Regions from separate parts of the Homo sapiens genome. Here region 1 is linked to region 2. The links are chromatin loops, found by intact Hi-C in ENCODE. Cell type or tissue: heart right ventricle. All regions are shown on one strand. Links, peaks and the distances in the headings refer to the core of each region. The heading gives the core; the rest is flanking DNA.

Region 1 (10,968 bases), core at 2,969-10,968, 56 kb after region 2:
ATCTCCCCAGTTCAAGCAATTTTCCTGCCTTAGCCTCCCGAGTAGCTGGGACAACAGGCACGCACCACCACGCCTGGCTAATTTTTTTGTATTTTTAGTAGAGACAGGTTTCGACACGTTGGCCCCGCTGGTCTTGAATTCCTAGCCTCAAGTGATCCACCCGCCTTGGCCTCCCAAAGTGCTGGGATTATGGGCATGAGTCACCGCGCCCGGCCTGTTTTCTCTTCTTATAAGGACACCAATTCGCATTTAGGGCCCACCCTAACCCAGTATGACCTTACCTTAACTCTATTACATCTGCAAAGGCCCTGCTTTCAGATAAGGTCACCTTCTTGGAGACTAGGGGTTAGAACTCAGACATAGCTTTTCAGAGGACAGAAATTAAACCCTCAACAGAAACCCTCGCCCTCCCTCGCTAGGGTTAGTCACAGGGTCCTCTGAAGAGGTGGCCTTTGCCCCCTTCAAACAGTTACCAGTTCCTGCCTAGGGCCCAGAAGCAAGATGGTTACGGCCCGGGCCCTCTGCCCCTCAGCTGTTTGGGAAGAATCTGCAGGCTTGAGCCAGGCCCTTCCCACCACCTTGAGCCGATCCCCTACCCTCTCTGTGTCCCAGTTTCCTCCTCCGTAAAGTGGAGGCATGGATATCCGCTTCCTCCTTGGCTGGCATGGGCATCCAGTGAGCTGGCAGGCCTTCGAAAGGGACAGCCTTATTTATTTATTTATTTATTTATTTATTTATTTATTTAGAGACAGAGTCTCTCTCTGTCCCCCTGGCTGGAGTGCAGTGGTGCGATCTCGGCTCACCACAACCTCCACCTCCTGGATTTAAGCGATACTCCTGCCTTACCCTCCCGAGTAGCTGGGATTGCAGGAGTCTGCCACCATGCCTGGCTAATTTTTTTGTACTTTTTTTTAGTAGAGTCAGCGTTTCACCATGTTGGCCAGGCTGGTCTCGAACTCCTGACCTCAGGTGATCCACCCGCCTCAGCCTCCCAGAGTGCTGGGATTACAGGTTTGAGCCACTGCACCTGGCCAGGGCAGGCCCCTTTAAGTGCGCATGAGCAGGTGCAGGGTGTTGTGTTCTGCAGGGAACTGGGGTTCAACCCTTGAGGCAGCAGGCATGCATGCATGTTGCACACACAAGTGGTGGGTGGTGAGGGGTGAGGGAGGCGGGCTGCCAGACCACGTCAGAGGCTCCTGGTGACCGTTTGTGGCCTGTTTTTCTGGGTCTCTCCCAAGAGTGCTTATGGCCCACCATGGCTCGGGTCCCCCATGCCCAAGGGCAGCACAGAGCCAGAAAGGGAACCTGGCAGCCACAGGGGGTGGGAGAGGCAGGATAGCGGTGCCTGTGCTGGGACCCTGGGAGGGGCATGTCCGGGAGAGAGGGCAGACCCCACATGTAGACCCCTGCAGGCCTTGTTCTGAGAGAGCCAGGGCTTCTCAGCTGAGACCCAAGTGCCTGGAGGCTGGGACACCTTCCCTGCAGGGGTTTGGGTGAATGGTAGTCTAGTCCAGGGGCAGGGTGCTGAGTGTCAACCCATCTCAGACACGTTCTCCTCTCAATGGAGACCCTCACTATTCTGGGGCTTGGGTGTCAGCTCAGCTCCCATTCCTGGGACAAGATTGGGGGGAAAAGGAGGGTGACTCTGCTAGTGGGTGCCAGGGGTGGGGCCACGCAGATGGGAGGTTCTGTCCTTTGCATCTCAGTGGCTTTTGTGCTTTTGTTTTTTCCAGTGTCTTCAAAAAGATTTTCTGCCAAGGTGAGCCACTATGTCACCGCCCCGGCCTGGGGACAGTCACCACTACCCTGATGGGCTGGCAGGAGTTAGGCAGGTGGTCTGAGGAGAGTCTCAGGGGTGGGGACAGGACTACCTGTCTTCCCATTCCCAGCTCTGCCTGGACACAGCCCAGCCTGGGAACTGACGGGACATCCCGAGTGTCCTTCCGGCAGTGGGGTGGGGAGACTCAACAGCTCTAAAACAACCTTTTCATGTTTGATTTATTGTTAAACAGAGAGCAGGTGCTACTTTCTTAATAAAGGAAAAGATAAACTGTAAAAGCTGGGATGCCAAACACCAACAGACATGCCCTTGGGCAGGGCTCCGAGCTGCTTTGCAGCCTGGTTCGCTTTGCAGTCCCCAAGAGAACTTGGTGGGGTGGGAGGCCCAGAAAACATAGGGAGGAAGGACGGGGCTGGGGTTGATAATGTCAGTCTGGACAAATCGGGGTGGGGCCCTCACATGGGGGTGGGGTTATGTGCTGTGCATGGAGATGGGGTCACCCCGGCCCCGCCTCCGCACTTTGGGCGCTCTGCTGGTCACAGAGGCCCGCAGGGAGGGCAGGCAGAGGCAGAGGGATGTTGACCTTCCCGCTTATCTCCAGGAGGCCTTCCGGGTCCTCTACTACACCTACCTCAACGAGGGATTTCTCAGCTTGTGGCGCGGGAACTCGGCCACCATGGTGCGCGTGGTGCCCTACGCCGCCATCCAGTTCAGCGCACACGAGGAGTACAAGCGCATCCTGGGCAGCTACTATGGCTTCCGTGGAGAGTGAGGCCCCGCCCCGCCCTGCCACAGAATCGCCCCGCCCACGCCCGCCCCTCTCTCTTTCTTCTGCACGCCCCGCTCCCTCCTCTTCGTGCCTTGCCCCTAGCCCTGCCTTCCCTCTTCCCACAACGAAACACTGGGAGACTCCTCACCCAGGCCCTCCTGAGGGACCCCCTGACTCTGTCACATGCCCTATTCTGTCTTCAGAGCTCCTCTCCTTTGCCCGTTTGTCTCCAGACGTTTCTCCACCCCCACGCATAAATCCCAGAGGGGCAGGTTACTATGCCCCCAGGGCCGTAGGGAAAATACGCATCATTAATTTATGCCAGCAGGGGGGAAGGGAAGGCAGCCATGTAAACCTCAAAATGAGGCCCACTCCAGAGACCCCATCAGCTTGGCCAGGAGGAAGCCAAACCCGCCTCGTGTTCCTCGGTCCCCACCCCTGTCCCCGCCCCAGCAGAGACGTGCGGGTGCTCCAGGCTGGGCCTCTGTGCATCTGCAACCCCCTCACTGCCGTCTCGCCTTCTCCTCCTGCCCTGTTCAGAGCCCTGCCCCCTTGGCCTCGCCTCTTCGCCGGCGCACTGGCTGGAACGACAGCCGCTTCACTGACCTACCCCCTGGACCTGGTCAGAGCGCGGATGGCCGTAACCCCGAAGGAAATGTGAGTCCTTACATCGGTGATGCGCATCAGCCCCGGGGGCTCTGTGTCTCGGGGGCTCCCAGGTCGGAATCCCTCTCTCTATCGGGCCCCAGGGGTTTGCATCTGGGCCTCCGTGTCCACAGGGCAGGCCTGATGTGTCATTCTGCAGCTGTTCCAGAAAGGCAGCAATTTGTTCTCTTAGCCTGGGGGTCACTTTCTGCTTAGATCAAACCAAGGGTCTTCATTTTGAACTGGGCACAGATGCAGTAAAAATATGTAAGAATACGGCCGGGCACGGTGGCTCACGCCTGTAATCCCAACACTTTGGGAGGCCGAGGTGGGCGGATCACTTGAGGTCAGGAGTTTGAGACCAGCTTGGGCAACATGGTGAAACCCCGTATTTACTAAAAATACAAAAATTAGCCGGGCGTGGTGACACGCACCTGTACTCCCAGCTACCTGGGAGGCTGAGGCAGGAGAATTGCTTGAACCCGGGAGGCGGAGGTTGCAGCGAGCCGAGATCGAGCCACTGCACTCCAGTGTGGGCAATAGAGCCAGACTCTGTCTCTCAAAAAAAAAAAAAAAAAAAAAAAAAAAGTCTGAGACTAGAATGCTTAATTCAAGGAAGATACCATGATCATGAAAAATGTGTAAGAATAGACCGGGCTTGGGCCCAGGTGCGGTGGCCCATGCCTGTAATCCCAGCACTTTGGGAGGCCAAGGCAGGAGGATCGCTTGAGCCCAGGAGTTTGAGACCAGCCTGGGCAACATAGCAAGACCCCATCTCTACAAAAACTGAAATATTAGCCTGATGTGATGGCATACGCCTGTGATCCCAGCTGCTCCAGAAGCTGAGGGAGGAGGATTGCTTGAGTCTCGCAGCTTGAGGCTGCAGTGAGCCATGATCACGTCACTGCACTCCAGCCGGTCCACAGAGTGAGACCCTGTCTCCAAAAAAAAAAAAACAAAAAAAGTGTAAGAATAGAGGCCGAGCATGGTGGCTCACGCCTGTAATTCCAGCACTTTGAGAGGCTGGGGTGGGTGGATCACCTGAGGTCAGGAGTTCAAGACCAGCCTGGTCAACATGGCAAACTCTATTTCTACTAAAAATAAAAAATTAGCCAGGTCTGCTGGCATGTATCTGTAATCCCAGCTACTTGGGAGGCTGAAGCAGGAGAATCACTTGTACCCAGGAGGCAGAGGTTGCAGTGAGCCAAGACTGTGACACTACACTCCAGCCTGGGCAACAGAGGGAGACTGTCTCAAAACAAAAACAAAGAAACAAAAAAAAAGACAAGGGCTGAGCACTTGCTTCCCGTGGCGAAGGTGGAGTCTGGGCTTACGCATGCATTTCCCCTCTAATAACAAAGCTTGAGTGATGGGGTTATATGTCTTGAAGAAGAAGGAAAACATCAACATCCAGACACACCCAGGCCCAGCCGGCTTCGGGAGGAGCCGAGAGCCTCTGTGGCTCCTCCCTGTGCCTGGGAGGCCTGAGTCCCACCTGCTGGGCTGCTCTGTCCTGGCAGGTACAGCAACATCTTTCATGTCTTCATCCGCATCTCGAGAGAAGAGGGGCTGAAGACTCTCTACCATGGATTTATGCCCACCGTGCTGGGGGTCATTCCCTACGCTGGCCTGAGCTTCTTCACCTATGAGACGCTCAAGAGCTTGCACAGAGGTAAGGAGAGCTGGGAGCATGAGGAGGGGACGTTCAGGAAGCATTCCCTGGGGACAGCAGCTCCACCTGGGTCACATAGACCTGGAGACCAGGCGGAGTGGGGTACGACCCCTGGGTGGGGCAGGCTGTAGACCCACATCCAAATCGGGAGAAAACACACTGTGTGCAGCCGCCACTGAGGAACCTGGACTCACTGCCTTAAATGCCTAAGTGAGAGGAACTCTGGCTGGTGCCACGGCTCGTGCCTGTAATCCCAGTGCTTTGGGAGGCCGAGGTGGGCGGATCACTTGAGGTCAGGAGTTGCAGACCAGCCTGGGCAACATGGCGAAACCCCGTCTCTACCAAAGATACAAAAAAATTAGGCATGGTGGCACACACCTGTGGTCCCAGCTACTAGAGAGGCTGCGGTGGGAGGATCACCCAAGCCTGGGAGGTCAAGGCCGCAGTGAGCTGTGATCTCACTGCTGCACACCAGCCTGGGTGTCAAAGTGAGACCCTGTCTCAAGAAAAAAAAAAAAAGTGACTCTGGGAAGCCCAGTGTGTCACCTAGAGCATTGATACCTCACCTCTTCACGAGCACACACGCAAAGCATATGGGTAAAACCCAGATGGAAAGGAAGTACTCTTGCTTGTTTTGGTAGTTGGGAGAAAATCAAAAAGTACAAAGAATGATATAATACTCATACCTGCCACTGCATGTGAACAGGCATTCACATTTTGCTACATTTGCTCCCAGATATTTTGTTTTTTTTCTTTTTTGTAGAGATGGGGTCTCCCTCTGTTGCCCAAGTTGGTCTCAAACTCCTGGGCTCAAGCGATCCTCCTGCCTTGGCCTCCCAAAGTGCTGGGATTAAAGGTGTGAGCCGCTGCACTCAGCCCACTCCCAGACATTTTTTGTCAAAGAAATAAAATGTTAGGGGTAACGCTGAGGGCCCAAGTCTCTCTCCTGAGGCCTCTTATTAGAAGTGAGGGTTGCACCCCTCAAGACTGCTTTGAAAATACTTCTGTATGTATTTATCTGTGGCATGAACAAAACCATGTCACCTTTCACAGGTATAAAAAATGCTCCAAGTGGAGTCAGCTCACCCGGGAGTGCAGCTCCCAGCTCAGCTGGTTTGGGGTGCATCCACCAGCATCTGTGCTCTGTTCCGCCTTTTTAGTGGCTGCACAGTGGGCCTTACCTTCTTGGGGTGCCCTTTGGCTGTTGCCAGGTTTTCTGTGATCAGCCGACATCCAGGAGCTCGTCTCCTTGTGTGACTGTAAAACCCCATTTTCGGTGTTTCTCTCTGGAGTGCTTTCCAGCCCCTTGACCCCACGTTCTCACCCCACGTGATGCCATCAGACCCCTTGTTTTTGCCCACCTGGTGAGCAGATCACAGTGTCTCCTGTCTGGCTGTTTTTTTGAGACGGAGTCTCACTCTGCCGCCCAGGCTGGAGTGCAGTGGAACGATCTCAGCTCACTGCAACCTCCACTTCCTGGGTTCAAGCCATTCTCCTGCCTCAGCCTCCCTAGTAGCTGGGATTACAGGCGCCCACCACCACACCTGGCTAATTTTTGTGTGTTTTTGGTAGAGACAGGGTTTCTCCATGTTGGCCAGGCTGGTCTCCAATTCCTGGGCTCAAGTGATCCGCCTGCCTTGGCCTCCCAAAGTGCTGAGATTACAGGCGTGAGTCACTGCACCCAGCCTTGGCTGTTTTAAATTCCTAGTTCTAAATTTACTATTACAAATGTTTAAAGTACCCCTACTGACCTGTTGCTGCTCCTTCCTCCTCCACACCCACACACCCCGTTTAGACCCGCAAGACAGAGCAGGGTGAAGTTCATGGTCACTTATGTCCACTCTGTGCAACAGCTCGCAGGGGCTCCCCAGGGAGGGCGCAGGTCGGGGACCAGGCACGGGAGCACCTAGAATGTTCCTTTACTAGACGTGGAGTAGAGCTGATTAGATGTGAGCAGTGGCTCTAGGAGTTGGTTCTATGATTCTCTGTGTTTCTGCCTTTTAAGAAATTTTATTTCTCGGCCGGGCTCGGTGGCTCATGTCTGTAATCCCAGCACTTTGGGAGGCCGAGGCAGGCAGATCGCCTGAGGTCAGGAGTTTGAGACCAGCCTGACCAACATGGAGAAACCCTGTCTCTACTAAAAATACAACATTAGCCAGGCGTGGTGGTGCATGCCTGTATTCCCAGCTACTTTGGAGGCTGAGACAGAATTGCTTGAACCCGGGAGGCGGAGGGTGCAGTGAGCCGAGATTGGGCCATTGCCCTCCAGCCTGGGCAACAAGAGTGAAATTACATCTCCAAAAAAAAAATTTTTTTTATTTCTCGAGTTTGAGTGAAAGGAGCGACCCGGAGGTGAGGCAGTGGGGCGTGTGGGTGCGCATGAGTGCGAACACACGTGGGGGTGCAAGTGCATGTGTGTATGTGCACGCAGGTTGCTCCTAGGGGTGCAAAGGCGCGCGCACGGGTGCGGGGTGCGCGCCCCCTCGCGGCGCCTTCACGGCCCTCCCGCCCCTCGCCCTGCAGAGTACAGCGGCCGCCGGCAGCCCTACCCCTTCGAGCGCATGATCTTCGGCGCCTGCGCTGGCCTCATCGGGCAGTCGGCCTCGTACCCGCTGGATGTGGTGCGGCGGCGCATGCAGACGGCCGGCGTCACGGGCTACCCGCGCGCCTCCATCGCCCGCACGCTGCGCACCATCGTGCGGGAGGAGGGCGCCGTGCGCGGCCTCTACAAAGGCTTGAGCATGAACTGGGTCAAGGGTCCCATCGCCGTGGGCATCAGCTTCACCACCTTCGACCTCATGCAGATCCTGCTGCGGCACCTGCAGAGCTAGGGGACCCTGAGCTGCTCTCAGGACGGTGGACCGGTGACCCCTTTGTATTCTGGGCCCATGGAACGGTGGGGGGGTGCGCTTGATTCTACTTCAGGAGGCACATGGGGCGCTTTATGGAACGAGCAGGTGGGCCTGAGGGGCCTGGGCTCAGAGTCCACGTCCAAACGCAAAGCTGGCAGCCCTGGAAGTGCAGTGTTGGGGCGATGGTGTGGGGGGTCCCGCAGCTCCCCTCTTCCTTCCTCTGCAGACGCTGGCGCTGTCTGCCGGAGGTGTTGCCCAAAAGGCCCTAGTGGGGCGTGGTCAGCTCCACCTCCTGATCCTGTGTGTCCTCCGACATGCTGCTGATTCTAGTGACCCCTGTCCCCACCAGGCTCAGAGCCAGACCGCGCCTGGACCTTCTTGTTCTGACTCCACGTGCCTGCCCGGCCTCCAGGGTGCGGGGGCGCCTTTCTTGCAGGCGGACCCTGCCCAGGATGGGGCCAGCCTCGTGCTCAGCTTTGGCCACAAATGCAGCCCCTGGCCCACCCCACCCTGCCGGCCCTGCCTTCTCCAGTATTTCCCACATGGCCACGACTCCTCAGTCACTAGAGCCTCCTGCTGGGAACAGTGTCCCCCAGAGCCTCATGTCTATCCTAGACCCTGCAAGCAGCTGGGTCCCCAAGAGTGCATCTCCCCCTAGAGTTGCCTGCCCATGCCCACCTGCTTTGTAACCTTCCCAGGAGATTCATGCTTGCTCTGCACAGCAGGGCTCGAGGCCCAGGCCATGACACGGAACTGCCTCAGGTTTGGGTCAGACCTGCATCCTGGGGCATCTGCTGAAATGTGAGCACACAAACCACCTCCTTTGGCCCAGAAGCCCCCCAGGCCTAGCATCTCAGTGCCCCAACCCTCTGCCCAGCTGTGGTATCCAGCAGGTCCTTGGGTCCCCACTTGAGCAGGCACTTGGCTGGGATATGGAGCAATTTAAAGCCCACAGGGGTTGTTCAGTTTCTATGAAATGGAGCATGGGGTGCCTGCTAGCCTCAATCCCCCGAAGTGGGAGCCTCATGATAGAGTATAGCTTGGGGGTGGGAGGTGAGGAAAATCTGAGGTACCCAGGGGAACCCCCAGCTAACTGGTCTCTCAGAGGAGTCCCCCAGGGCCCGCCAGCTATCACAGGGACTCAGAAACACCCATTTCCTAATGACATGGTGAGTTTCTTGATTTCTTTTTTTTGTTTGTTTTGTTTTGGTTTTCAACTTGGCTGACCCCGGGTCTATGATCTATTCACATCGAACCCCTGACTGGTCTGCCTGGTGCCAGGGTGAGCGTGACCGTGAGTGTTGCTTTCGACAGCTGGCTCAGCACACGCTGTGTGAAGGGATCTGAGCTTGTTCATCTCCAGTCGTGACTTCATTTCCCTTCCTTCTGTCCTCCTCCTGTTCTTGCCTTGGACCTGCAGGTGTGCAGACCGCTCTCTCTGCCTTCCTTGCATGTGGCCACCAGCCATCCCTGATCTTGTCCCCAGAGGCCCAGGCAGCCTGTGATGGCTGTGAGGGGCTGTCCCACTGTGTGGGTATCCCTTACCCAGCACTTAAACTTGGCAGGAGAGGCAGGGCAACCCTCACAGGGAGATGGGAGGGCACCCAACTCCCACAAGCATGCAACAGCAGTAGGAATTGGGGGTCTGCCCCAGGTGGGTGAGACCAAATGAGTGGATTTGGGGCCACAGGCTAGGCAGGAGAGACAAGGGGTAGGTGGGAGGGTCCCCCAGTCCCTGCTGACCCCAGTGTGTCTCCCCGGAGATGGCTCCTAGCTGAGTGGGACCCGGCAGGAGTTGGGGACAGTGCTGTCCCCCACCCCTGCACACAGCCAGGCCCTCAGGCTCTGCGGTCACTCGCCTCCCTGCTGGTCACTGGTCTTGGTCTGGAGTTATATTTTGATGCCATGAAGACACTGTTTATATCTAATGTTTATATATTTTAAAGATTTGTGCCAAGAGAGTATATTTAATAAAAACTTAAATGACTTCTTCTCCTGCTCCTGGCTCTTCTTTGGCTCTGACCGCCCCCCCATCTTCCCCCATGAACCCCCAAACAGGGTTGAAGTGCTTTTGACACATTTGTGATAAAAGTTCTGAATAAAAGTCTTGAATAAAGAAGTTTTTAAATGCAATTGTTGTTTGAATTAATACATACCACAATTTTCCAGAAAACACCAGCTGTCCACAAGGGTTTACAGTGAAAAGTAGGTGAACAGTTCCCTCTGCAGGGGGCCTCCTGTGACCATTTTCTCTTGTCTCCTCCCACAGAGATTCTGTGCATACACTCATCCCTTTCAGGATATATGTGGCCACCCACAAAGGCAGGAGGGGCCGTCTCTGTGCAGCCAGCACAGCCCAAAGTCTCATGGGCTTGAACATGGCCTTCCTTCCCAAGAGCCCTGCACTCTGGGGCTGGCTGAGGCTTCAGGCCTGAACGTCAGTCACCATCTGCAGGGGCAGCCACCAGAGGGTCTCCAGTGGCAATCCTGGCTCACTTCACCTGCAGCCCATTGGCCAGAGCAACTTGGAGGACCCACCCACTGCCAGGCCAGAAGTGGGAGCCTCTGCGTGCCCAGAGAGGAGGGGCGGCTGGGCCAGCACAGGCCTGGTGCTCTTGTTGGGGTGGGAGTAGGAATAAGTTCCACTGCGCTGACCCCCCACTGCTCTCCAATCTGCTCACGTGCAACAGGATTTCTTTTGAGTTGGTCTCCGTTGTGCACATTGTTCAGCAGCTGTGCGGTTTTCTCCTAGAGGATCCCCAGGATGACATTTACCAGGGTGGGTGTGGTGGCTCATGCCTGTAATCCCAGCACTTTGGAGACTGAGGCAGGTGGCTTGCTTGAGCCCAGGAGTTTGAGACCAGCCTAGGCAACACAGTAAGACCCCCCATCTCTACAAAAAAATAGAAAAATTAGGCCGGATGCAGTGGCTCACGCCTTTAATCCCATCACTTTGGGAGGCCAGGGCAGGTGGATCACTTGAGGTCAGGAGTTCAAGACCAGCCTGGCCAACATGCTGAAACCCCCATCTCTATTAAAAGTACAAAAATCCTAGCTACTCAGGAGGCTGAGGCAGGAGAATTGCTTGAACCTGGGAGGCGGAGGTTGCAGTGAGCCGCTGCACTCCAGCCTGAGTGACTGAGAAGTCTCCGTCTCAAAAAAAAATTTTTTTTTAATTAGCCAGTCTTGGAGGTGCGTGCCTGTAGTCCCAGCCACTCAGAAATTCACGCCTCCCTTATGTTACCAAACC
Region 2 (11,413 bases), core at 2,294-10,293:
AAGGTGGTGAGCGCCACAGAAAATTGTCATAGGTAGAACACAGCTGGCTCTGCCACCTGCATTTTAGCAACCATCTGTCAATGAAAATACTCTATAAAATATTTCAAGAGATTTATTCGGAACCAAATATGAGTGACCAAAGGCCCATGACACAGCCTCGGGAGCTCCTGAGAACATGTGTCCAAGGTGGTCGGGCTACAGCTTGGTTTTATACGTTTTAGGGAGACATGAGATATCAATCAATACATGTGAGACGTACATTGGTGTGGTCTGGAAAAGTAGGGCAGCTGAAAGCCGGGGCTTCCAGGTCATAGACACATTTAAAGATTTTTCTGGCCAGGTGCTGTGGCTCACGTCTGTAATTTCAGCATTTTGGGAGGCTGAGGTGGTCGGATTGCATCGAGCTGAGGAGTTTGGGACCAGCCTGGCCAACATGGCAAAACCCATCTCTACAAAAAATACAAAAATTAGGCCACGTGTGGTGGCTCACACCTGTAATCCCAGCACTTTGGGAGCCCAGGCAGGTGGATCACCTGAGGTCAGGTGTTCGAGACCAGCCTGGCCAACATGATGAAACCCCGTCTCTACTAAAAATACAAAAATTAACCGGGCATGGTGGCAGGTGCCTGTAACTCCAGCTACTCAGGAGGCTGAGGTAGGAGAATTGCTTGAACCCGGGAGGCAGAGGTTGCAGTGAGCCAAGATTGCACCATTGCACTCCAGCCTTGGTAACAAGAGCGAAATTGCATCTCAAAAAAACAAAAAACAAAAAACAAAAATTAGCTGGGCATGGTAGTGGGTGCTTATAATCCCAGCTACTTGGGAGGCTAAGGCGGGAGAATCACTTGAATCCAGGAGGCGGAGGTTGCAGTAAGCCGAGATCATGCCACTGTACTCCAGCCTGGGCAACAGAATGAGACTCAGAAAAAAAAAAAAAAGATTTTCTGATTGAAAGAGTTATCTAAAGACCTAGAATCAATAGAAAGGAATATTTTGCTTAAGACGGGTTGTGGAGATCAAGGGTTTATCAAGGAAGCCTCCAGGTAGCAGGCTTCAGAGAAAATAGATTGTAAATATTTCTTATCAGACTTAAAAAGGTGCCAGACTCTTAGTTAATTCTCTCCTGAATCAGGGAAAAGACCTGGAAAGGGAATCTCTGTAGAATGTAGCTTTTCCCCACAAGAGATAGCTTTGCAGGGCCATTTCAAAATATGTCAGAGAAATATATTTTAGGGTAAAATACTTTGATTTCTTTCCATACTGTATTAGTTAGGCTGGAACTTGGTGTCTTATTGCTACAAAAAAGTCTTACGATGATCAGTTATGTCTGACTTCCAAAGGCAGGAAGATAAAATGAGACATATTTGACCGCCACTTCCCATCATGACCTGAAGTAGTTTTTCAGGTTACCTTTGGAATACCTTTGGCCAAGAGGAGGGGTCCTTAGTATGGATGAGGACTTAGATTTTTTTTTTTTTTTTTTTTTGAGACAGGGTCTCCCCAGCTAGAGTGCAGTGGTGTGATCTTAGCTCACTGAAACCTCTGCTTCCCGGGCTCAAGCAATTCTTCAGCCTCAGCCTCCCATGTAGCTGACTACATGGTGTGAGCCACCAACATCTGGCTAATTTTTGTATTTTTTTTAGAGACAGGGTTTTACCACGTTGCCCAGGCTGGTCTTGAACTCCTGAGCTCAAAGCGATACACCTGCCTTGGCCTCCCAAAGTGAAGAGATTACAGGCATGAGCCACCATGCCCGGCCAAGAATTTTATTTTTAGTTTACACATCCTTGCTAACTTAGTAATTCCTTGTGAAATCTTGGTAGTTCTAACTCCAATACTGTGCATCCTCAAAGGCATTTCTGTCAGGAGCTTTTCAAGTTTCTTACAGGGTTTCTGCTGAAGTGCTACACCGCTGTTTGTTATGTAAAATGTGCATAAAAACATTTACCATTGTAACCATTTTTAAATGTAGAGTTCAGTGTCATTAAGTACATTCATAATGTTGTGCAACCATCATGACTATCCATGACTTGCGATACTGAAACAAACTCCATGTTCCTCTTCCCCTCAGCCTCTAGCAACCATCATTCTACCTTCTGTTGCTGCAAATTTGACTACTCCAGGACCTCATATAAATGGAATCACAGGCTGGCCACCCTGGCTTATGCCTGTAATCCCAGCATTTTGGGAGGCTGAGGTGGGCAGATCACTTTGAGGTCAGGAGTTAGAGACCAGCCTGGCCAACATGGTGAAACCCTGTCTCCACTAAAAATACAAAAATTATCCGGGCGTGGTGGCACATGCCTGTAGTCCCAGCTGCTCAGGAGGCTGAAGCGGGAGGATTGTTTGAACCCAGGAGGTGGAGGTTGCAGTGAGCTGAGATGGTACCACTCCACTCCAGCCTGGGTGACAGAGGAAGACTCCATCTAAAAAAAAAAATTTTTTTTAAATAAATGGAATCACAGTATTTGTCTTTTGGTGACTGTCTTATTTCACTTAGCGTAATGTCCTCAAGGTATATCCATAGCATACTATGTGCCTGAATTTCTTTGTTGTCATTGTAGTGTTTTTTTGTTTGTTTGTTTTTCTTTTTGGAGACAGAGTCTCTCTCTGTCGCCCAGGCTGGAGTGCAATGGCACGAGCTCAGCTCCCTGCAACCTCCAACCTCTTGGCTCTGATGAATCATGCTGCTATGAACATGGGTGTACAGGTATCTCTTTGAGACTGTGCTTTCAGTTCTCTTGAGTGTATCCCCAGAAGTGGAACTGATGGGTCACACAGTAATTCTGTTTGATTTTCTTTTTTGAGATGAATGCTCCGTATGTTGCCCAGGCGAGTCTTGAACTCCTGGGATCAAGTGATCCTCCTGCCTTGGCCTCCCAAAATGCTGGGATTACAGGCATGAGCCACCACGCCTGGCTTCTCTGTAGGTTTGAATTGCATTTTTCCTAATGATTAGTGACATTGAGCATCTTTTCATGTATTAGTGGCCATTTGTATGTATTCTTTGTAGTAATGTCTATTCTAGTCATGCACACTGGTGTTAACTTAATTTTTGTTGTTTTTTGTTTTTCAGTTCTAATCTCATTTTAGCAAAAACTTACCTTTTTAAATATCCTGTTGCATTGTAACATATACTTAGGTCCACAAATCTGAGCTCAGTGAGGATTATCCCATAGGCTTCTTTGTTTTTCGTGTCAGTCAATGCCAAATCAAAGCCCTTTGGGCTGGTGGTTTCTGTAGAACCACCCTGATTCAGTCTGAGGGCAAATAATCTCCTACACTTCAGGCTCACAGATTCATCTTTGGCTCATGCTAAGACATGTCCCGAGGTCATGTAGTTGAATGGCAGCTAAACTTATCTGAGTTGTTTAAAGTATTTTCTCCCCAGTGGCTTAGAGTTGAATTTGGATAAATCTGCTCTCTGTACAGTGTAACCACATTTGGCAGGTGCTCAATAAATGTTTGTGGAGTGAATGAGAGAGATGAAAGGAGACATCAGGATGGGTATGTCTGGTGAATGTGGCTTTCTCCTTCCTTGGAGAGCTGACCATTGACAGGTGTGCCAGTTTGTTACAGCTGTGTGACAAACAACCCAAACAACAGGCATCTTATTGTTTCTTGTGATTCTGCCTGGTTGGGCTCAACTGGATGGTTCTTCTGCTGGTATCGCTTGGGGCCTCTTGATGGCAGGTAGGGCTGGAATGTTTAATATGTCTGCATTTATGTGTGCAGCCCTTCGGCAGGGACACTGAGTTGTCTGGATCTCTCTCTCTCTCTCTGTGTGTGTGTGTGTGTGTGTGTGTGTGTGTGTGTGTGTGTCAGTCTTCCACGCTATGGCCTCTGAAGCTCAAAGCTCCTAGAATCACAGGTCTGGAAGTTGCCAGAGCTGTAACTTGCCCCACATCACTTCCACTGCAGGCCCAGATCCCAGGGGAGGGAACCTTGCAGGGGTCCAGACACTGTTGCTGTGGCCATGGGTTCCTCTTGCCTGAGCTGATGCTGAGGTTTCTCCCATGTCTCCCAGATGCTCAGTGACCTCCAGGAGTCTGTGGCCAGCTCTCGCCCCCAGGAGGTGTCAGCATACCTCACCCGCTTCTGCGACCAGTGCAAACAGGACAAGGCCTGCCGCTTCCTCGCGGCCCAGAAGGGGGCCTACCCCATCATCTTCACTGCCTGGAAGCTGGCCACTGCAGGTGACCAGGGCCTTCTGCTCCAGTCCCTCAATGCCCTGTCGGTGCTGACTGATGGACAGCCAGACCTCCTGGATGCCCAGGGCCTGCAGCTCCTAGTGGCCACGCTGACCCAGAATGCTGATGAGGCTGACCTGACCTGCTCTGGGATCCGCTGTGTGCGTCACGCTTGCCTGAAACATGAACAGAATCGGCAAGACCTGGTGAAAGCTGGCGTGCTGCCTCTGCTGACTGGTGCCATCACCCATCATGGCCACCACACTGACGTGGTCAGGGAAGCCTGCTGGGCCCTGCGTGTCATGACCTTCGATGACGACATCCGTGTGCCCTTTGGCCATGCCCACAACCATGCCAAGATGATTGTGCAGGAGAACAAAGGCTTGAAGGTGCTCATCGAAGCCACCAAAGGTAAGAGCTGGGGGCCGACACGAGCCAGCGAACAAAGTGGGCGGGTCAGATGTGACCAGAGTGAGGGTCAGGGCTCAGGACTGCTTTAGGCACGGCAGGCTCAAGGCTCCACTCGCCCCTCGGCTTAGACCTGCCTGCATGGCAGCCCTCGTGAAGAGTCTCCCCATGTTTTCTAGTGGCTCCAGGAGAATTCCAGGCCAGCACTCAGGGGCCAGGAGCAGGCCACAATCCCATCTCTGGAGCTGTCTGGGGAAGGGGCTTGCTGTGTCCAACTCCAGGGGCTGAGAGTGGGGAAGGGGGACCTCCCCAGAGGGAAATAAGAGGACTCGGGGGGGCTGGCTGGCATGCACCATGGCAGTCTCAGCTGGATGTGTACACGCTTGATCATATTCAGCCACAAATCCTTAGGCATATTCATGTGTCTGGCTCCAGGGTGACCATGGTGAGCCAGCCCTGGGAGGTCACAGTGCTGACCGTCAGACCCTAAAGCTTCTGTCTTAACCCCTACCCCCATCCCATCCACTGAACCCACCAGAAAAGTCCTGATTGACACACAGAAGGTGTTAGGAGGATGAGTTCCCCTTTCTTGCCTGCCCCGTCACTCTGGTTCTGTGGCCAGGCCTGTGTGGGGGTTCTGGCTCTGTCTGCTGAGGAGATGGGCCCACCTCAGTCTCCCTTCCACACCTCCAGCAAGGCTGAAAATGAGTCCCGACCTTCTGCAAAGTCAGGCTGCTTTTCCAGGAGGTAGCTCACATCTTTCCTGTTTTATTTATAGGAGCTCCAATCAGTTAGGTTTCTGCCAGAGACAGGATATGTATATATGAAGAGACTTTTTGGTAAGGAATGGGATCATGCAATTATGGCAAGTCTGTACTCCATAGGGCAGGCTGGAAACCCCCAGGCAGTCCCCTTTTCGGGGAAACACCTCAGTTTCCTTCTAAGGACTTCAGCTGATGGAATGAGTCCCATTCACATTGTTCAAGGTCATCTCCTCTACTTAAAGGCAACTGGGCTGGGCATGGTGGCTCATGCCTGTAATGTCAGCACTTTGGGAGGCTGAGGTAGAAGGATTGTTTGGGCCCAGGAGTTCAAGACCAGCCTGGGCAACATGATGAAACCCTGTTTCTACTAAAAATACAAAAATTGCTGGGCGTGGTGGTGGGCACCTGTAATCCCAGTTACTTGAGAGGCTGAGGCACAAGGATCTCTTGAGCCTAGGAAGGAGAAATTGTGGTGAGCCAAGATCACGCCACTGCACTCCAGCCTTGGTGACAAAGCGAGACTCTGTCTCAAAAAAATTAATAATAATAATAATAATAATAGATAGCTGATTGTGGATGGTAACCATGTGGACAGAATACCTCCACGGCAACACCTAGATTGGCATTGGGTGGAACTGCAGAGGGCTACAGGTGGTCACAGGAACTGACCGTCGCAGCCCTGTGTAGGTGCAGGATCTTCGCCCTCTTGGCGTGAGTGCCGGCACCTGCTTCCTGGTGCAGCGCCTCTGGGCTCCATCTGCGGCTCCTGTGTTCAGTTTTGGCCACGTCAGCCCAGTCCGTATGTGTCCCTCTATGGTTCTGGAGTTTCCTGTTGCACTTAGAGAAGCCATTCCTACCCCATGATCATAAAAATAGTCTTCAGATGTCTTTTTTTTTTTTTGCACTATTATAGTTTTCTTTTTTTAGGTGAGACCATGAGTTGGTATGGAATTTATTTGGGGCATGATGGAAGGAAGCGGGTTGGGGGGCACATTCTTAAGTCTTCCCAGCAGCCAGCAGGGGGCACTGCAGGCCCAGGTAGCCCCTGGTGTTCCCTGGGGCCTTCCTGGTGCCCGTGGCCACTCCAATAGGCAGAAGGGCTGGACTCTTCCAGTGGAGCAGGATCTCCACCAAAACAGAGGGCCCTGCGGCTGGTTCTTCCCGCCCCCACCACCGTCTCCCTTTCTCCCTGCAGCGTTCCTGGATAACCCTGGCATCCTGAGCGAGCTCTGTGGAACCCTGTCCCGCCTGGCCATTCGCAACGAGTTCTGCCAGGAGGTCGTCGACCTCGGGGGCCTGAGCATTCTGGTGTCCCTGCTAGCCGACTGCAATGACCACCAGATGAGGGACCAGAGCGGCGTTCAGGTATGAAGTCCCCCTGGCCCATTGCGTGCTGTCCTTCTGGGTCCCAGTCAACCGGACGAGCTATAGTCAGAACAAGCCAGCCCTGCCTGCCAGTGTCGGAACCAAAGTGCAGTTTTTCTTTTCACGGACCCAAGGGCAGGAACCAAAGGTCGGGGGGGAAACAAACCCACCTGCTCTCCCTTATTGTCCTTTTGCACCAGGAAAAGGATGGTAGGAAGCATAGGGTTGGGGTGTGTCGGCCAAGGCTGGGATACTTGGGTTAGTTCCCGCACCTCTGCCTCAGTTTCCCTAGCTACAGAATAGAGCAGTGTCCCTACTCATTACTCCGTTTAGCAGCCGATTATTGAGCCCTTCTCCATGTGCCCATCCACAGCAGGGAGCCAATCAACAGGTGCCTCCCTATCCAGCTGCAGCTGCAGGAAAGCCCCCAGGGGTGCCACGGTCCTGCGCCCCCAAGCCCAGCTGTTGACGTCAGCCAGCCTCTTTCTGTGCAAGTGGCCAGGAGCTGAATGGGAACCAACTTCAGCAAATGAAGGGATACATTTTGCCCTGTACTCCTGGGCAGTTGGGGGCAGGGTCCTCAGGTTCTCCATCGGGGGATCAGCAGTCCCAGTAGCACCTCATCCACTGTCCTCAGTGCAGGGCAGTTAGCGCCTACCCTGGGTCTGTGGCCGTGGACAGGGGGACCCTGTGCTCTGAAGGCCGGCCTGAGTCACATGCCCCCGCTGCCCCTGTCGGGGTAGGGGATCAAGTCACCTGGATGGTACCGTTTGGACACAGGCAGCCTGAGCCACAGGCATCTGCCACCCCTTCTCGTTAGTCACACCCTGCAGTCACACCATACCTGTTGGTCAAACAGCAAAACAGCCCCACATTCTCCCTCAGAGCCCTCTCCCACAACCAGCGGCCTGGCTGGAGGTGAGCGGGCCTTTCCCTTGTGCAGGAGCTCGTGAAGCAAGTGCTGAGCACCCTGCGAGCCATCGCAGGCAACGACGACGTGAAAGATGCTATTGTCCGTGCTGGTGGGACGGAGTCCATCGTGGCTGCTATGACCCAGCATCTGACCAGCCCCCAGGTACCCACCTCGGGGGGCACACACAGTAGCAGGGTGGTGGCTGGAGTCCCAGTTCAGTTTCTGTATCTGCATGAAGCTCTATTCCCCTGCAGGGCCAGGGCAGGGCTGGTGAGGGTCGTGGGCATTGGCTCTCAAATGCTGACCTGCGTATGCATGACTTTGGGTGTCCTGGAGTTACCACCAGCACCCTGCAAAGATCTGACCAGGCCTATTGCCCTTGTCACCCCTAAGAGCTGAGCTGATATTTTTGTCACCCTGCCATTATTACACAGGAGTTGCCAGAGACCCACGGAGGGGAGGCCGCAGGGTGTTCACCAGGGGTTGGTGGCCATGGCAGGATGTTGTGGGGGGTCTATCTGCTGCATCTCAGCCTTTCTGTGACTGGCCCCTGCAGGTGTGTGAGCAGAGCTGCGCGGCCCTGTGCTTCCTGGCCCTGCGTAAGCCCGACAACAGCCGCATCATCGTGGAGGGTGGCGGGGCTGTGGCAGCACTGCAGGCCATGAAGGCACACCCGCAGAAGGCCGGCGTGCAGGTGGGCAGGGCAGGGGATGGGGGCAGGCAGGCTGGTGTGGGATGTGCAGGTAGGTGCAGAGAGGGCATGGGAGCAGGTGCGGTGTGCGGGTGGGTGATGGGGCAAAGGCTCAGTCCCTATCCCTATCCCTGTCCCTGTCCCTCCCACAGCCGAGCCCCATAGGGCCAACTTCTTTCTCATCTTGCAAAATGTGCTGAATTCTGCCTTCATTTGCCTCCTTCTCTGCCTTTGTTTTTTCTGCATTTACTCTCCTTTTTTGGGGAGGGGGTAGTTTGGAGGGGCTTTCTGGTGAAACCCTGGAAAGAAAGCTATAACACGTAATCTCCTTCTGTGGGTTTTTTTTTTTTTTTTTTGAGACAGTCTCACTCTGTCGCCCAGGCTGGAGTGCAGTGGCGCCATCTCAGCTCACTGCAACCTCTGCCTCCTGGGTTCAAGCGATTCTCCTGTCTCAGTCTCCCGAGTAGCTGGGATCACAGGCATGGGCCACCACGCCCAGCTAATTTTTGTATTTTTAGTAGAGACAAGGTTTTGCCATGTTAGCCAGGCTGGTCTCGAACTCCTGACTTCAGGTGATCCACCCACCTCCACCTCCCAAAGTGCTGGGATTACAGGTGTGAGCCACCGCACCCTTAATCTCCTTTTTTAAAAGTCCCTATAGAGAGATCTGGGGAGAAAGAAGTTGGGGAAGCGTGGATGGGGATCTGCCTGGGGTTTCAGAAAGGTTTCTGCCCCCTCCTTGGGCTGCTGGTCTGAGTTCTGAGTGTGGGACACCCTGTCCACACCTCCCTGGCTGAACCCAGACTCCTCCGTGCAGCCCCCGGGGCCCTCCTCGCCTCCTCACTCCCAGCATAGGATTCTTGGACACACCAGGCTGGGACCCACAGGGGGCCTTTGCTCTCGCTGGCTCTTACTCTGGGACACTGACCCTTACCTGGTCTGACCCCTTGTCCACTTCTGGCCACCCTGGCCAGCAGTTCCCCACTCTGCATGCGCTTCCCACCTGCTGTCCTGCTGGTGGTGGGAGCCACCCTGGGAAGCTTCCAGGCAGTGCCCCGCGCCCACCCACAGCAGGTGCACAGGGCACAAATGTCCACTGAATGGGTAGGGATGTAATTGACAGGTGCCTGTGCACAACCACTGTCTTCCCGTGGCCTCACTGCCCCCTTGCCCTAGGGCCCCTTCCTTGGCTCTGTGCCAGCCTCGGGGGACCTCAGGCTCACCAACTCTGAGGCTGAGAGTTCCAAAGCCATAGGATAGATCCTGGAGCTTCCCTGAGCCTGTTTCCTTGCCTGGGAGTTAGCCATGCCTTGTGGGGCTGCCAAGAGGGTAAAGTAGAGAGATGGGTCTAGCTTGATACAGTATAGGCAGCTGCTGGATGTCAGCTGTGGTTATGATCACCTCCATCTTGTTATGATGAAGACCCTGAGGTCAGAGTGGACCCCACCCCAAAGCCCCATCTGGCAGCTCACAGCTGCTCTCTCCTACAGAAACAGGCTTGCATGCTGATCCGAAACCTGGTGGCCCACGGCCAGGCCTTCTCGAAGCCCATCCTGGACCTGGGGGCTGAGGCACTCATCATGCAGGCCCGATCTGCCCACCGTGACTGTGAGGACGTGGCCAAGGCCGCCCTGCGGGACCTGGGTTGTCATGTCGAGCTCCGAGAGCTGTGGACAGGCCAGAGGGGCAACCTGGCGCCATGACCCCAGGCCCAGTCTGGGCCGTGACTCTGGGTGAGTCGTGTGACTCAGGAATGGGGGTAGATCCATGTCCTCCACTGTCCCCCATTAGTTCTGTCCCCTTCACAATGAGAAGTGTTTTCTGGCAGGCCCTAGGTAAAGGGTCGGGGGAGGGGGGAGCCTTGTAGGGAGGCCTCTACACAGAAGAAAGCAGCCCCCATGTCCCAGCCACTTCTGGGTCCCAGCCAGCAGCACGGATGTTACTGTCCTGCTCCTTCCCCCAGCCCCACGCCCTACCAGAGGGGGCAAAGGGCACGTCCCATCACTCACTGCCCTGTCTGAAATGTGGCAGCCACTGTGGGCCAGGCTCAGGGCAGGGCAGGCGATTCCAGTGGGGTTGGGCCCCCTGGCGCCTGCTGCTTACTGCAGTTTCATGCAGGCCTCTGCTCCTTGTCTTTCTTACCTGTAAAATGGGTCTCAGATGCTCCGCCCTGCTTGGCCCCAGCTTGTCTGTCTCTGGGTCCTGGGCCAGCCAGGATACCTGATAATAAAAGATCATTGGGTGAACAGCGGAGGGGTCTCTTCCATAGCTTGGCTGAGCATGGGGGGCCACAGTCAGTGGCCTCAGAGTGTGGGGGAGAGACAGACATTTTGGTGGGGGGGGCCATGGAGTCACTGAGGATAGCAAAGGGGTTTTGGGAACAGCCAGGGATCTAGGATCTGCTGTCACCCTCAGACAGGCAGGCGCTGAGGCCATGGTCAGGATCACTGTTTCTGACGTGTACCACCTGCAGGGCCGGAGGGCTCCACGTTCATCCCCTACTCAGCTCTGCGGCCTTGAGCAAGTGAAAGAACCTCTCCGAGCCTCAATATGCTCCTCCTAAAGTGAGGAGTGGGGCAGTGATAGATCGCCCTCTGAGAGGTGTTGGACCAGGCTGAGCACATGGAGGGTGTCCAGTTGTCTTAGGCTGGGTGTCCTAGGTACCCAACCTCTTGTCTCTGAGCCTCGATTTCCCCATCTATAAGATAGACATCGGCGGGCACGGTGGCTCATGCCTGTAATCCCAGCACTTTGGGAGGCTGAGGTGGGTGGGTCACTTGAGGTCAGGAGTTCGAGACCAGCCTTGCCAATATGGTGAAACCCCGTCTCTACTAAAAAAATACAAAAATCAGCCCAGTGTGGTGACGTATGCCTGTAATACCAGTTACCTGGGAGGCTGAGACAGGAGAAGTGCTTGAACCCGGGCAGCAGAGGTTGCAGGGAGCTGAGATCACGCCACTGCACTCCAGCCTGGGCAACAGAGCAAGACTCTGTCTCAAAAAAAAAAAAAAAAGACATCATTGTTGTTGCCCTCAGTGACCACCCCACCCCAAGCATTCTGGGGGTGCCCAGACAGCTGTGG

Evidence for each region. A loop is a pair of places that touch in the nucleus more often than their neighbours do. Peaks named below come from ENCODE experiments on the same cell type or tissue, not always from the same donor. Only the 100,000 strongest peaks of a DNase experiment are listed, where the experiment ranks them.
Region 1: a loop joins it to region 2, with 1.8 times the contacts of the local background. A loop is called at or near these places in 34 of 110 quality-filtered maps.

Annotation. Positions count from the first base shown.
Region 1 is chr19:19,103,180-19,114,147 of GRCh38, forward strand. It overlaps SLC25A42 (solute carrier family 25 member 42), which reads left to right. Exons shown (of 8, transcript NM_178526.5): 4 at 1,734-1,759; 5 at 2,382-2,548; 6 at 3,090-3,206; 7 at 4,715-4,866; 8 at 7,390-9,851. The coding sequence ends at 7,697. Among named protein-coding and RNA genes, the nearest start is that of TMEM161A, 30 kb to the right of the region's middle. RefSeq lists a silencer at 7,252-7,441 and an enhancer at 9,781-10,075. In heart right ventricle, for the core only: a CTCF peak has its summit at 7,345 (motif pointing left); no DNase peak of the experiment used is centred there; H3K4me3 peaks cover 264 bases; H3K27ac peaks cover 397 bases.
Region 2 is chr19:19,047,595-19,059,007 of GRCh38, forward strand. It overlaps ARMC6 (armadillo repeat containing 6), which reads left to right. Exons shown (of 9, transcript NM_001199196.2): 5 at 4,028-4,601; 6 at 6,558-6,727; 7 at 7,671-7,802; 8 at 8,197-8,334; 9 at 9,822-10,582. The coding sequence ends at 10,034. Among named protein-coding and RNA genes, the nearest start is that of SLC25A42, 11 kb to the right of the region's middle. RefSeq lists enhancers at 4,162-4,662, 6,426-6,485. In heart right ventricle, for the core only: a CTCF peak has its summit at 6,387 (motif pointing right); a DNase peak (open chromatin) is centred at 6,417.